Linked DNA regions of Mus musculus: region 1 is linked to region 2. A link is a loop called in an ENCODE intact Hi-C map of the cell type or tissue named here. Cell type or tissue: heart. All regions are shown on one strand.

Evidence for each region. A loop is a pair of places that touch in the nucleus more often than their neighbours do. Peaks named below come from ENCODE experiments on the same cell type or tissue, not always from the same donor. Only the 100,000 strongest peaks of a DNase experiment are listed, where the experiment ranks them.
Region 1: it touches region 2 in a loop (12-fold over the local background); 10 of 42 quality-filtered maps call a loop at or near these places.

What each region holds. Positions count from the first base shown.
Region 1 is chr4:49,322,506-49,330,505 of GRCm38, reverse strand. It overlaps Plppr1 (phospholipid phosphatase related 1), which reads right to left. Exons shown (of 8, transcript NM_178756.4): 6 at 6,982-7,158; 7 at 4,756-4,887. Among named protein-coding and RNA genes, the nearest start is that of Gm22685, 37 kb to the right of the region's middle. In heart, no CTCF peak of the experiment used is centred here; no DNase peak of the experiment used is centred here.
Region 2 is chr4:49,402,693-49,410,692 of GRCm38, reverse strand. Acnat2 (acyl-coenzyme A amino acid N-acyltransferase 2) reads left to right here and starts at 4,935. Exons shown (of 4, transcript NM_001356289.1): 1 at 4,935-5,002. It also overlaps the pseudogene Gm12451. In heart, no CTCF peak of the experiment used is centred here; no DNase peak of the experiment used is centred here.

The DNA.
Region 1 (8,000 bases), 80 kb after region 2:
TCTATGGTTCCAGATCTCTTTCCTAGGGTTTCTATCTCCAGCGTTGCCTCGCTTTGGGTTTTCTTTATTGTGTCTACTTCCCCTTTTAGTTCTAGTATGGTTTTGTTCATTTCCATCACCTGTTTGGCTGTGTTTTCCTGCTTTTCTTTAAGAGCCTGTAACTCTTTAGCAGTGCTCTCCTGTAAATCTTTAAGTGACTTATGAAAGTCCTTCTTGATGTCCTCTATCATCATCATGAGAAATGTTTTTAAATCTGGGTCTAGATTTTCGGTTGTGTTGGGGTGCCCAGGACTAGGTGGGGTGGGAGTGCTGCGTTCTGATGATGGTGAGTGGTCTTGATTTCTGTTAGTAGGATTCTTACGTTTGCCTTTCGCCATCTGGTAATCTCTGAAGCTAGCTGTTTTAGTTGTCACTGTTAAGAGCTTGTTCTTCAGGTGACTCTGTTAGCCTCTATGAGCAGACCTGGAGGGTAGCACTCTCCTTAGTTTCAGTGGGCAGAGTATTCTCTGCAGGCAAGCTCTCTTCTTGCAAGGCAGGTACCCAGATATCTGGTGTTTGAACCAGACTCCTGGCAGAAGTTGTGTTCCACTCACTAGAGGTCTTAGGATCACGTGTGGAATCCTGTGTGGGCCCTTGCGGGTGTCAGGCGACTCAGCTGGCAAGGTAGCCGGGGCTCGAGTGGAGTGGAAGGGGTTTGTGCCCCAGATCAAGCCCGGGTAGCCTGCTTCCCTATGTACCGCAGTCTCAAGTTCCACGCGATTGGATTGGGGTAGGCGCTGTGTTCCACTCACCAGAGGTCTTAGGGTCCCATGGGGAGTCCCGTGTGGGCCCTTGCGGGTGTTGGGCAAGACTCTGCTGTCAAGGTAGCCCGGGGCTCGAGTCTCGAGTCGAGCGGAAGGGACTTGTGCCCCAGATCAGGCCCGGGTAGCCTGCTTCCCTATGTACCACAGTCTCAAGTTCCGCGCGATTGGATTGGGGCAGGCACTGTGATCCACTCACCAGAGGTCTTAGGGTCCCGTGGGGAGTCCCGTGTGGACCCTTGCGGGTGTTGGGCAAGACTCTGCTGGCAAGGTAGCCCGGGGCTCGAGTCTCGAGTCGAGCGGAAGGGACTTGTGCCCCAGATCAGGCCCGGGTAGCCTGCTTCCCTATGTACCGCAGTCTCGAGTTCCGCGCGATTGGATTGGGGCAGGCACTGTGATCCACTCACCAGAGGTCTTAGGGTCCCGTGGGGAGTCCTGTGTGGACCCTTGCAGGTGTTGGGCAAGACTCTGCTGGCAAGGTAGCCCGGGGCTCGAGTCACGAGTCGAGCAGAAGGGACTTGTGCCCCAGATCAGGCCCGGGTAGCCTGCTTCCCTATGTACCGCAGTCTCAAGTTCCGCGCGATTGGATTGGGGCAGGCACTGTGGTCCACTCACCAGAGGTCTTAGGGTCCCGTGGGGAGTCCCGTGTGGACCCTTGCGGGTGTTGGGCAAGACTCTGCTGGCAAGGTAGCCCGGGGCTCGAGTCTCGAGTCGAGCGGAAGGGACTTGTGCCCCAGATCAGGCCCGGGTAGCCTGCTTCCCTATGTACTGCAGTCTCAAGTTCCGCGCGATTGGATTGGGGCAGGCACTGTGATCCACTCACCAGAGGTCTTAGGGTCCCGTGGGGAGTCCCGTGTGGACCCTTGCGGGTGTTGGGCAAGACTCTGCTGGCAAGGTAGCCCGGGGCTCGAGTCTCGAGTCGAGCGGAAGGGACTTGTGCCCCAGATCAGGCCCGGGTAGCCTGCTTCCCTATGTACCGCAGTCTCAAGTTCCGCGCGATTGGATTGGGGCAGGCACTGTGGTCCACTCACCAGAGGTCTTAGGGTCCCGTGGGGAGTCCCGTGTGGGCCCTTGCGGGTGTTGGGCAAGACTCTGCTGGCAAGGTAGCCCGGGGCTCGAGTCTCGAGTCGAGCGGAAGGGACTTGTGCCCCAGATCAGGCCCGGGTAGCCTGCTTCCCTATATCTGCAGCACATTTTCATGTTCAAGTCTGAGAGGTAGATTTTTAAAAAGGAAGTTTTGTTGAATGAAATAAGAGGCTGTATGCTAAAGTAGGATGCACAGGGTTTGATGGGTCCATGTTTAATTTTGGTTAAACATCTTGGGAATGGTATTAAGGATATCTTCCTTTCTAAAATAGGGTAATGCCAGTTGTAAGAGTACTGTGAAAGTGTGAGGAAAGGACTCTCAATGACTGTTACTTCTTTTACTTGAACAATGAGTAAAGGTTATTATCTTCTATCTCTGCAAAAATGTTTTCTAGTAAAAGCAATGCTTGCCTTCCTCAGTTGTCCACCATGGGTTTGGACTATGCCACATGGCCAGTACTTCCCACAGCTTCCTGTAACTGTGTTCTGATTCACCTGCAGAAGTTTTGCTCATTGGTTCTCTCAAGTCTGTATTTGTCATAGAAATAGTGACAGCAGAAACAGTGTCTCTGGTCTGACTTGAGGTTGATTGGTTTTTGGTTGAAGGATTTAGTTGAGATTTTGGCTCTGGCTTGCTTCCATCCAAACAGTATTTGTGTTACACTTAGTTAATGTCAAGAAACATGTCACATAGGACATAGATCATAGAACCCAGGTCCTTAAAGGTTCTCAGTTCCACGAGGAGCATAAATGAGAGGGAACTCTAATTGTAAGGGGCAATCAAATGATGGACACAGAAGGACCTATTGCCCAAGCTTAATATTCACGATGCCTCAGATTGAGACAAGGAGAGCACATACATAGACACATAGAGTCAGGCTTGGAAGAAGTTCAGCTACAACCTGTAGTGCCCAGTGCATTTATTGATAATCTCGTTGTTATTCTTGGTGTGGATACTCAAGCGTCCTTCATCTCTAAGGGGAAGAACCATTTCTGAAAGTGTTTGGTCCTTCACTTTTCACTATGAAACATTGAGAATATGTTTCTAGAAATCTGTTGTCCTAGTCAACTACAAATAGTCTTGGAGGAGAAGAAAAAAGCCACAGACATAGGTTAAGGAAGGCCTGACTGGTGTGGACAGATGGAGGACATCATTCTAAGAGTAGGAATATTCAGGGGACACTAAGTACACATAGACTGATACATCTGTGAAACTAAGCAAATAATCTTCTTTAAATGTATTATTTTTTTGTATGTGTATGAGTGTTTGTTTGCATGTTGGTATGTGGAAAAAGTGTATTCCTGGTGCTTGTGGCGGTCTGAAAAGAGCATTGGATATGTTTTTCATATCCTGTTTCTAATTAAACTATTAAAAATGTGAAATATGGGTGAAAAGTTGAATATGCTTGGTGCTGGGTTTAGTGATAAAACTACATAGTTTCTCACAATGGCTAGGATTTTATTGCTTTCTTTCCAGTTCACTAATGAAGTGAAACTTCATTAAAGGTCAAAAGACATAGAAGAGCTTGTGACAGTAAATCTTTAAAGAGTGAGAAACACCTAATAGTTTCACTGGAAAGCACAGTGCTGCCTTTTATATTTTGAGATGAGCAGAATATTACAGAAAACATTTCATAGAATTCCAGAGGCCTTCTGAAAAGAAGGGTGTTCGAATGAAAGTAATGACTTCTTAAAAGGGGGGCTGTTCTCTTGTTCTTTAATTATATTTACTCATCTGCACTTTCCTACCTTTTAGCCGGGTGGGGGGAGGGTAAATAGTTTAACTGTGATGACTTCATTATCTTCATTTTTATCAGAGAGATGGGCATATTGATAAATATCCATTCTATATGATGGTTGTTCAAATAAGAATACCTTTTGATGTTGCTGGAAGAATCCTAGGCAAAAGTTTCAATTGTCCTGTGTCTAGGCCTCTTTAACAGCCTTCCGGACGTTTCTCATCTCCCTAGAGTAGGCATTTCTCTTAACTTGCACTCCTGTGGTGAACCTAATTTAGCACTATACACTATGACAGCTTTATTTCTACTGTCCCCAATCATCAGAGTTATGCAGAGCTAAGGCTGTGTCTAGTTATTGTTTTGACCTCATGCATAGATGAAGGGCTTGTGGTAGAACTCCTAATCAGAAAATATTATTGTGTTGGATTTGTGACCATTCTCAGACCAGACTCTGTACCTCTAGCTTGAGTAACTAGTCACTAGATTGAACAAAATCTTTGTCTTTCCAAACAAAGTTGTCCTTCCATTATCCATGGGTTCTGCAACCATGCATTTGTGCAGTCATAGATGAAAAGGATTTAGGAGACTAAACACAGTTGCCCTCATATTAATTATTCATGGTTTCTGCAGCCATGCGTTCATACAATCAGAGCTGAGAAGTATTGTGGCGACTGGATGTGTACAACACTGTTTCCTTTTTAGATTCCCTCAACAGTACTGTTTAACCACTATTTTCTTAGTTGTTGCATTGTCTTAGGCATTGCAGGTAAAATGGAGATGAAGGTATATGTCAATTTTTGTGTAAGCTCCATGCAAACATTATGTTATACTACATTAGGAACTTGTGAGCTTTGGGCTTTCATATCCCCTGGAAGTTTGGATCCCACTTTTCCACCCCACCCCCAACAACATCAAGGGAAATGGAATTGCACAGGAAACCACTTGGTTGTTAGTCAAACTGGCTTCCCATAGGAATTGTTCAAAGAACCTGAATGTTGACTATAAAATTAGGGAGCAGAGTCCCCTAAAACTCCTTGGGTTTAATTTGAACAACACTTAGCACTTCCTCAGGATTAAATAAGTAACCTGCAAAGGTCATGCGTTTGCTTGCTACAGTGACTTTACTATACCTGTGCACTTAAGGTTTCCAGCGGGCTCTCTATCCTTGGGAAAGCCATCAGGGGAACTCCGCGGGGATCCTCGGGTTTGGGTTTGGAAGGAGAGCCTTGGGTTCCTCTGAAGTTATGAACCACACACATTCCCTGCAGGATGAGAGGGAAGAGAGATTGGGTCAGACTCCAATAGGCAGCTCCCGGTCATCTCTGATAGTGACAGACCGTTGTACATGAATATGAGCACCAAGGTGACATATTTCCTTGGAATTGTAGGAAAGACTGAGAGAGGCCTGAACTGTATGCTGAGCACACAGCAGGTACTGTGAAGAAAATTTACCAGGTGGCTGGGGATACCCCACATGGCTCATCTCCTCAGCTGTCAAATGGGAGCGAGAAAACTTACCTTATAGATTTATGACAGTATGACCCGTGTAAGTCCCCTTGTTATCACACCAAACATGTGCTGAAGGCTGCTGTGTGTCTGGCAGTGTCCTGGGCTTGTGCCTCACTTTGGTTGATCCAGGCAACAATTTCCAACGGTAAGAAGTGACGTGCTATTGTATTAGTTTCTTCAGCTTGGACAGGGGAAGTTTAAATTCCTCAAAATCCTACCACTATATTATTTTTTTCTCTTAAGTGCCAAACATAACAAGTTCTCAGCCCACACTGACTGATGTTTAACGTCTGCCTAAAATGATCATTGTCAAATATGTCTTTATTGCTTACTTGGCTTAAGCAACTCACTATAAATGTTTGTCTATGTTCCGTTCCTTATTTTCTACCAGTCATAGTTTTTAGCATCTTCTCAGCCCACGATCATTGTTCTGCCTCTTTCCATATCTGTTTTTGTTATTCTGCTTCTTTGTTTCTATGTCTAGTGTTGAATCTTTCCGCTAATTTTTCAAACCATACAGAACATCCACACAAACATTTTTTTTTAAAAAAACCAGGCTCATCTCCACTTTACACTATAGCTCTGTTTAAAACTTTGGCTACTTGGGAAATGGTAGAAGGGGAAGTGTACGAGCCTTGGAGTTGAGGTTTATCGTGAATGGGTGATTATTTACTAAGCAATATATTTTGAGGCCCAATTTACTGGACAGTAAAATGAAGGTTAAAATATTGCCAGCCGTGTCCTAAGAACTCGAAACTGGAGGTGTTTGTATTGCAGGGCATGCAGTCATTGCTCAGTCCACATTTCCATTGCCCTTTCTCATGGGAAACACAGATGTGTAAAGCAGTGTTGGAGGGGAACAGAGAGTATGCTGGTCTTCTTGGCTTTTGCTTCTCTCTGTCTCCTCTCCATATCTGGTTACTCCCTCTCCCCTCTCTGACGTCATTTTTCCCTTCTGTTCCCAGCTTGATGTGTGTCTTTGAGCTATGGATATGTGTGTGCAAGCGAGTAGACAGCAATTCAATGGCAGTCTGGATTTTTAAAGTACAAATCAAATTGGATGAAAGCAAAATTGACCATAGCTGTCAAATCACTGGAAGCAATAACAGAGCAAACAATGACCAAGGGATAGGAAAGAAGATGGGAAAGTTACTAAGAGAAAAGTCTAATCTTAAAGCAGAACTCTTATACAGCACCCCAGCAACCCACAGGCTTTCACAGACAATCTCTCAAAAGCCCATGCAGATGTGTGGACGTCTTTGCTGCCATTTCTTATTAGCGGGTGATAGTGTGCTCTAATGATGTTAGATATCAAGAGTGACTTGTCTTCTAGCCCATCCTTGTTCATGTACCAGTGATCTCCCTTGGAGACTGATCTCTTGAAGTCATCTATAATTCTTGTTTTCTTTCAAAAATGTTTCTCAGGAAGTCTTTCTAATGAGAGGCCAGCAGCATGGGATCATTTCAGCACTTGCTCTGTGTCTTCACCCAGAGAATTTATACCTCAGCCTCTCATCTTCTTCCATTAGGAAAAGAGGGCTGGTGTCTGATGGAAGGGATGTTGAGTGACAATAGTTTCACAGGGAGTATTCTATAGAAATGTGTGAGCATATTCAGGAAAAGCAGCTGTCCACCATGCCCGGCGTCCAATCAAATTTCTCAAAGCAAAAGTACTCTGCTTTTCTTCTTGTAGAGAAGCATATGTATTCTTTGGAGGATTGCTGCTTAGAAGTCGGGAGCACGGGGAATGGCGACTCAGACTGGAATCTGGGAAAGTCAGTGAGTGAGCTGTGGCTTTACCCAGAGGACATGAAATGGAAGAAGTAGAAGGAAAAAGGCTGACCTACCAAAAACAGGGCCACTGCGGTGCCCAGGATGAAGCCGGCGATCACGTCGGAACAGTGGTTCCGGTACTCTGAGACGCGGTTGAGGCCTGTCAGGAAGGCGGTACAGAGGGTCCCCAAGCACAGCACTGGCTTGGCCAGCCGACTGCTCTTCGTCTTGATTGTGCTTGTGATGTACATCTGCAGTGGAAGAGAGAGAGAGAGAGAGAGAGAGAGAGAGAGAGAGAGAGAGAGAGAGAGAGAGAGAGAGAGAGAGAGAGAGAGACCAGACCAGTGAGTCCCCGGCAGTCCTTGGCCTGGCTCCTCCACGGCAATGCACACGAATCCCAGGTCAGAAACAAGGACTTTGTAAAAGGAAACCTGAGCAACAAATCTCATTGGACAACTTCATTAAGCTAGTTAGTTAGATAGGAAACAGGGCAGCCGTGACAATGAACATGAGTTCGTTAGTGACTTTTGCATCGTCATGAGTTTATGAGCAGAAACTATATTGTCAGAAGGAATAACTGATGAATAATGGCTGGATCCAGACCATGTAGTTTTTATGTAAATAACCAGAGAATTGTGTGGTGATATTACAAAACTCTTATAAAATTCTTAGATAGCTAACATTCTATTTGAATGCATTTGTGTCAGAAGACACCAGGTAAGGGAGAGATTTCACATTTTACTTTTTACTGTGTCGTCTGCACTCTTTGGGACCATGATATAAAATTATTCACTGACTGGCTGATAGCCCTAATATGAACGCCCTAATCTGATCACGACTATGGGACGCTATTCTGCTGGAAGTTGGTTTTCATGTCAGGGACAACTGAGGTCTGCTACATTTGTCTACTATCCACTCACTTGTCTACTTTAAACTGTTTTAAAACACTAAAATTCTCTGTGTAGTACAGTATATAAAAGGGTGAACGATATGAAGAAAATAAAAGTTGTTGCACTCTCTGACACTAGAAATGTGGGCTGTTATTATCAAATGTTTCCACAATGCCCACAGTAAAGAAAAAACGTGTTTCTAG
Region 2 (8,000 bases):
CATCTACTCTTTCTCCTTTCAAGAGCACATTAAAGGATATTTGCATTTTCCAATACTGGAGTTGCCAAAGCCTTCCTATCCATCACAGTCAAAGAGATCTTTAGAGCTTATCACTGGGATACACAGAGGCATAACTGCACAGGGTACACTCTTTGTCATTATTAACCCTGTATCTAAATGTGTTATTTTTCAGCTCCTTTAGACCCTATTAAAAGTACTCTTATTTCCAAATAGGTCATAGTTAATCTTCAGGCAAGTTGGGATGAAATTTGGCATCTATCTGTTGGATAAACTTTAACAAAGTGTTTTCTGTGTCAAGTCCTGTAATGGGCATGTCATCAGAGCATGGACGTCCACGAGTTAACAGTCTCACTGGTGCATAACATCAAAACACTTTATTAGTCTTGTTTCTTTCCAATCCCTTTCCACAGCAAGTCAGACTTTCTCAGGCATTTCTGCAATCCACTAAAAAAGAGGAACAGCATTCACTCCAGAATTTATTTCTCTTAGGTTATAGTCATTATTTGTCCTGTTTGAACAAAAAGCTTTGTCTTTGTCAGAAAAACCAAGTAGGGACATCCAAACCTGAGGAATGAATCTCACATGCTAGATTGGAAGGTTTACCCTCAACCTGAGGCCACTGAATATCTTAAGGGTACGCAGAGGCTTTATTAAAGTGGCATAATGCAGAGGGTAGACTAACTCAGAGATCCAGGGAACAGAACAGAAAGAAATCCCTCAGTTGTAACTGATATAGAGCATAGCTTGCCAGAGAATACCCTATACACCCTGGGCTATGGAAGCAGAGTCTGTGACCACAGATTTTGAAGTAACAAGTGATCTTCCCAGAATCAAACCTAGAAAAAAAGAGTTCAAAGGTAGTGATCCGTGTTGTTGACTTGATTTTTCTTCAAAATACAATTTGGTGACAAGAAAAGCTGAAAACTACGTGTGACATGAAGTAGGTAATAAACATCAATTTTGTCTACCCTCATTTCTGATGTTTTAGGAAAAGTAAACTAAAGAGAGCCCATTACTAATTTTCTTTAAAAATACCATGTGTTTAAGTAAATAAAATGAGTCGCCCAGACACTGGATGACTTCACACTTAGCATACAGGACAGAAGACAGAGCTCAGAGTCTACAAATCATTCTTTCCTGGGACTTCCTTTTGTCTGTAGCATCCATGAACCATCTCAGTAGACACATCACACCAAGAAGGGCTAAACTTGATTCAGAGGCATCATGTAACAGAAAGAATAGAAATAAGAATGGGGCAGAGCTCGACCAAGATGTTGGAACTGGTGTATGTCACAGTGTTTTCGAGTTTATATCCCTCCCTGGGTTCATTGCCCTGAAAACAACAGATGCATTATATATGTGAGGGCAGGTGGTTAACACTTGTGATGAACAGAGCCTTAACAGCTCTTTTCTCTGACTTTAGTCAGATACTACTTAGAACATGTGTATGAGTATAGTTCAGGAAACTCCCAGGAAAGTTTTATCAGAGGTGACTTTTGTTCCTAAAAAAAAAAAAAAAGACTAATTGTTTACTGAAAACTTGGAAATTTCAGAACAGGTTGAAGACTATGGCATCACACTAAGAATCCAGAAAATGCATTTGATTTGAGTATCTTAATAAATGAAGGAATTCTTTCACCTTATTTTAACACATATGTATGCCTATTTGTGTACAGTCATTCCTTCGCCCCCTGCTTCTGTCTGCTTACTCTGAATGACCTTTCAGCATGCCCCTGTTTAATGGTTCATCTAATCCCCTCTCTCATGGACTGAGAAGCACAGACACTCCACAGTTCTTCAAACACCGCCAACTGAAATGAAACACAGAGCACAGGAGCCAGACTACATTTTGTGATAACTTTTTTTTTCTTCTCTTTAGAAAAAAAAATATGTACAAAAAAAGCTAAGAAGACCTGACAAGGGTGAGAAACATTTTGATAGATACAGAAAGGGAACTCCTTCTCCCAAAGGAGGGACACATTATCACCATGCTAGAAAAAATGGGATGCAGTTAAAATCTAAGAACAGTTAAAAGCCCCATAGTGAAGCCGTTGCTCTGGGCTCTACATGTAGATGCTCTGATAGCCTTTCTGTAAAATAATACTGTGCAAACTGTAAAATATTCTTTTTCATAAAAAGTCCATACAATATGATATACAAAACTGTTGAGTTGACAGGAAAGGCTGGTGCTTGCTGCTCTCTTGGATAGTAGGCCACGGTGTCACCTGCCCAAGGTCAGAATCCCAGACTGACCTTGTGCTCTGTAGGATGGCGAGGCCATTATCTAAGAAAGCATCATATAACCAAAGTACTCTTCCTCCAAATATAGGCTTCTGTGCCAATAGTTGGGCAACTAGAACTCTTCACTAGTATGCCCCTGTTGCTTTAACTGGGAATGCAGTCAACTATTTACAAAGCAGAACACAATGTTCTCTTCCAATATTTTTTTTCCACGATTGACTTTGAGATTTACAATTAACTACCACGGTCCTTCCTGTAACTCAAAAGTTTAACTTCCATTAAAATTCAAAACTTCTGGAGGAGGCAGCAACTGTGGTAATAAAGGGTTAAAGTGGGTTGTTCGCTTTATTTGTGTCTATAAAACTGAGAAAAATTTGTGTACAAATATCACAAAACAACGTTAGCCATTGGATAAATGTGATTCTTCAATGCACACTCGAACAACAGGAAAATTTTGTTGGTTTTAAAAATCTGGCATAAATATATTAAAGCTGACAAAAAAAGATCAGGGCAAGCTACATCACTTCTTCATACAAAAAATGTACAAAACATTAGCCTCTAACTAGATAAATGTAATACTTGTCTTCACAGTTTGACTTGAGTATCTGTGTGTTTTGAAGAATTGAACTGGAAGGTTGCTGGAAAAAAACAAAACAAAAACCAAACAATCCCTAAACAGCTGCATGTCTTTATTCATCTCAGGTGACTTCGGTCATGGAGGCGGAGTGATTCTGTAGAGCAAGGAAAACATACAGTCTCAGAGCTGGGGTAAGAGACATCGACATACTATCATCCATTCCTTAAATATCTTCCAGACTAAGGCTCACTGATCTCTCACTCTCTCTCTTATTAATTTAACATTTCAAACTTTTCATGGTGTATTTTTCCTCTCCCCCAAATTTTTCCCTGATCCTTCCCCTCCCCATCCCCCACCTCAGCTTCAGGTCCCCTCTTAAACAAATAACATCCCCAAACAAAACCCACAAAACTATGCTTTCCCCTTCATATTCTTCCAAGGCCCTTCAACTCCTGTTATCTCTTCCTTCAGCATTTTCTTTTTTTTTTTTTTCTTCTTTTCTTTTCTTTTATTGGATATTTTATTTATTTATTTATTTATTTTTTCCATTTTTTATTAGGTATTTAACTCATTTACATTTCCAATGCTATACCAAAAGTCCCCCATATCCACCCACCCCCACTCCCCTGCCCACCCACTCCCCCTTTTTGGCCCTGGTATTCCCCTGTACTGGGGCATATAAAGTTTGCAAGTCCAATGGGCCTCTCTTTCCTAGGATACCCAAGATATAAGATATAATTTGCTAAACACATGAAACTCAAGGAGAATGAAGACTGAAGTGTGGACACTATGCCCCTCCTTAGATTTGGGAACAAAACACCCATGGAAGGAGTTACAGAGACAGAGTTTGGAGCTGAGATGAAAGGATGGACCATGTAGAGACTTCCTTCAGCATTTTCAACTGAAGCAAAATCACTTCTTCATGTAAACTTTCCCCTACTGTTTTAACATACATATTTAACACAGGATCCCAAAGTGACAGCTATATTTCATACCTTTGAAATGTTTTAAAGACTGACTACTAGCTATGAATTATTACTAGTATGACTTATTCTTTGAGTTATGACTTCTCTGGGACTAAAATTATTATTTTCCAGTGGATAAAGTGGTTTTCATTTGACTTTAATTAATTTGTAGGAATATGGTCTACATAATTCAGAGTCATTAAAATGTCTTCTTTTTACATATTTAAAAATTAAATTGTGTGTGTCTGTGTGTGTCTGTGTGTGTATGTCCCTGTGTACATGTATTGTTACCACATGGATGTGACCTTAAGATAGTCAGGTAGGTGACTTTGACCTGAGTTCTTTAATTCTGCTTTGTTTTATTTTTCTATTTATATATAATATGAAGTTTGTGTTAGTACTAATTCAGAATCAAAGGTGCATCAGAATCCCCTGGGAATATTTTTCAACTTGTTTCCACCATGCATTTCTGAACTAAAATCTCTTGGGAGAGGAGTCCAGGTATCTGTAGTCTTGTTAACAATTAGTTGTTCTTGTTCTTGTTCTTGGTGTCTTCTCTTATTGTTCTTGTAGTAGTATCTGTTGTTGTTGTTCTTTTTGTTCTTCTTGTCTTGTTGTTCTTGTTGTTCTTGTTGTTTTTGTTGTTGTTGTTGTTGTTCTTCCTCTTCCTCCTCCTCCTCCTCCTCCTCCTCCTCCTCCTCCTCCTCCTCCTCCTCCTCCTTCTTCTTCTTCTTCTTCTTCTTCTTCTTCTTCTTCTTCTTCTTCTTCTTCTTCTTCTTCTTCTTCTATGTTTTATCATCTCTTGTCCTCATGAGTAGAAAACATCCATACATACAGAGGAAACCAATTGCTTCATTTCTAACTTATTCCTTTGTTAGAGTGAATATGAGCATTTAATTGGGGAACATGGGTAGCTGAAAGATGGCGTTTTGGAAGAATTTTAGGCCCATACAGTGATGGCTGGAGAACTATCTCTTCAGTTGGAATTTTCTATAGTAGTTTACTTTTTAGTTCCTCTGTACCCTGTCTTAATCAGCAATATCAGCAGGAATCACAGAATGCAAATGTCAAACATGGGTTAATATTTTAAGGAGGAGGGTTCTGTGAGGCAAAGGGAAAAGAATGTTCCAGAAGGAGAGAAAGCAGATTCCTGGCTCCTGGTCATAGAAAGCTGTCCTCCTGAGATTCTGAATGGCAGGTAGGTTTCATGTGTGTAAGTATGTGCTCCAAAGGGCAGTTTTGGTCTCTAAAATCTCCATAGTTCCTCCCTGGGAAGATAGTTTCATTCTCCCAGCCACAAAGCATCAGCTTCTACTGTATACTCTGGCCCAAGGTGTTGCATGGGAGGCTTTTACTCAGAGAGAACATGCCAGCCACTTATTGGAAGAATAGTTCAGGTTGAACATACAATTCCTGCAGCACATTTTCATGTTCAAGTCTGAGAGGTAGATTTTTAAAAAGGAAGTTTTGTTGAATGAAATAAGAGGCTGTATGCTAAAGTAGGATGCACAGGGTTTGATGGGTCCATGTTTAATTTTGGTTAAACATCTTGGGAATGGTATTAAGGATATCTTCCTTTCTAAAATAGGGTAATGCCAGTTGTAAGAGTACTGTGAAAGTGTGAGGAAAGGACTCTCAATGACTGTTACTTCTCTTTCTTGAACAATGAGTAAAGGTTATTATCTTCTATCTCTGCAAAAATGTTTTCTAGTAAAAGCAATGCTTGCCTTCCTCAGTTGTCCACCATGGGTTTGGACTATGCCACATGGCCAGTACTTCCCACAGCTTCCTGTAACTGTGTTCTGATTCACCTGCAGAAGTTTTGCTCATTGGTTCTCTCAAGTCTGTATTTGTCATAGAAATAGTGACAGCAGAAACAGTGTCTCTGGTCTAACTTGAGGTTGATTGGTTTTTGGTTGAAGGATTTAGTTGAGATTTTGGCTCTGGCTTGCTTCCATCCAAACAGTATTTGTGTTACACTTAGTTAATGTCAAGAAACATGTCACATAGGACATAGATCATAGAACCCAGGTCCTTAAAGGTTCTCAGTTCCACGAGGAGCATGAATGAGAGGGAACTCTAATTGTAAGGGGCAATCAAATGATGGACACAGAAGGACCTTCTGCCCAAGCTTGATGATAACAACCAGTTGTGCCAGCACCAATTGTTGAAAATGCTGTCTTTCTTCCACTGGATGGTTTTAGCTCCCTTGTCGAAGATCAAGTGACCATAGGTGTATGGGTTCATTTCTGGGTCTTCAATTCTATTCCATTAGTCTACTTGTCTGTCTCTATACCAGTACCATGCAGTTTTTATCACAATTGCTCTGTAGTACAGCTTTAGGTCAGGCATGGTGATTCCACCAGAGGTTCTTTTATCCTTGAGAAGAGTTTTTGCTATCCTAGGTTTTTTGTTATTCCAGATGAATTTGCAAATTGCTCCTTCTAATTCGTTGAAGAATTGAGTTGGAATTTTGATGGGGATTGCATTGAATCTGTAGATTGCTTTTGGCAAGATAGCCATTTTTACAATGTTGATCCTGCCAATCCATGAGCATGGGAGATCTTTCCATCTTCTGAGATCTTCTTTAATTTCTTTCTTCAGAGACTTGAAGTTTTTATCATACAGATCTTTTACTTCCTTAGTTAGAGTCACGCCGAGATATTTTATATTATTTGTGACTATTGAGAAGGGTGTTGTTTCCCTAATTTCTTTCTCAGCCTGTTTATTCTTTGTGTAGAGAAAGGCCATTGACTTGTTTGAGATAATTTTATATCCAGCTACTTCACCGAAGCTGTTTATCAGGTTTAGGAGTTCTCTGGTGGAATTTTTAGGGTCACTTATATATACTATCATATCATCTGCAAAAAGTGATATTTTGACTTCCTCTTTTCCAATTTGTATCCCCTTGATCTCCTTTTGTTGTCGAATTGCTCTGGCTAATACTTCAAGTACTATGTTGAAAAGGTAGGGAGAAAGTGGGCAGCCTTGTCTAGTCCCTGATTTTAGTGGGATTGCTTCCAGCTTCTCTCCATTTACTCTGATGTTGGCTACTGGTTTGCTGTAGATTGCTTTTATCATGTTTAGGTATGGGCCTTGAATTCCTGATCTTTCCAAAACTTTTATCATGAATGGGTGTTGGAACTTGTCAAATGCTTTTTCTGCATCTAACGAGATGATCATGTGGTTTTTGTCTTTGAGTTTGTTTATATAATGGATTACATTGATGGATTTTCGTATATTAAACCATCCCTGCATCCCTGGAATAAAACCTACTTGGTCAGGATGGATGATTGCTTTAATGTGTTCTTGGATTCGGTTAGCGAGAATTTAATTGAGGATTTTTGCATCGATATTCATAAGAGAAATTGGTCTGACGTTCTCTATCTTTGTTGGATCTTTCTGTGGTTTAGGTGTCAGAGTAATAGTGGCTTCATAAAATGAGTTGGGTAGAGTACCTTCTACTTTTATCTTGTGAAAAAGTTTGTGCAGAACTGAAATTAGATCTTCTTTGAAGGTCTGATAGAACTCTGCACTAAACCCGTCTTGTCCTGGGCTTTTTTTGGCTGGGAGACTATTAATAACTGCTTCTATTTCTTTAGGGGATATGGGACTGTTTAGAAGGTCAACTTGATCCTTATTCAACTTTGGTACCTGGTATCTGTCCAGAAATTTGTTCATTTCGTCCAGGTTTTCCAGTTTTGTTGAGTATAGCCTTTTGTAGAAGGATCTGATGGTGTTTTGGATTTCTTCAGGATCTGTTGTTATGTCTCCCTTTTCATTTCTGATTTTGTTAATTACGATTTTGTCCCTGTGCCCTCTAGTGAGTCTAGCTAAGGGTTTATCTATCTTGTTGATTTTCTCAAAGAACCAACTCCTCGTTTGGTTAATTCTTTGAATAGTTCTTCTTGTTTCCACTTGGTTGATTTCACCCCTGAGTTTGATTATTTCCTGCCGTCTACTCCTCTTGGGTGAATTTGCTTCCTTTTTTTCTAGAGCTTTTAGATGTGTTGTCAAGCTGCTAGTATGTGCTCTCTCCCGTTTCTTCTTGGAGGCACTCAGAGCTATGAGTTTCCCTCTTAGAAATGTTTTCATTGTGTCCCAAAGGTTTGGGTACGTTGTGGCTTCATTTTCATTAAACTCTAAAAAGTCTTTAATTTCTTTCTTTATTCCTTCCTTGACCAAGGTATCATCGA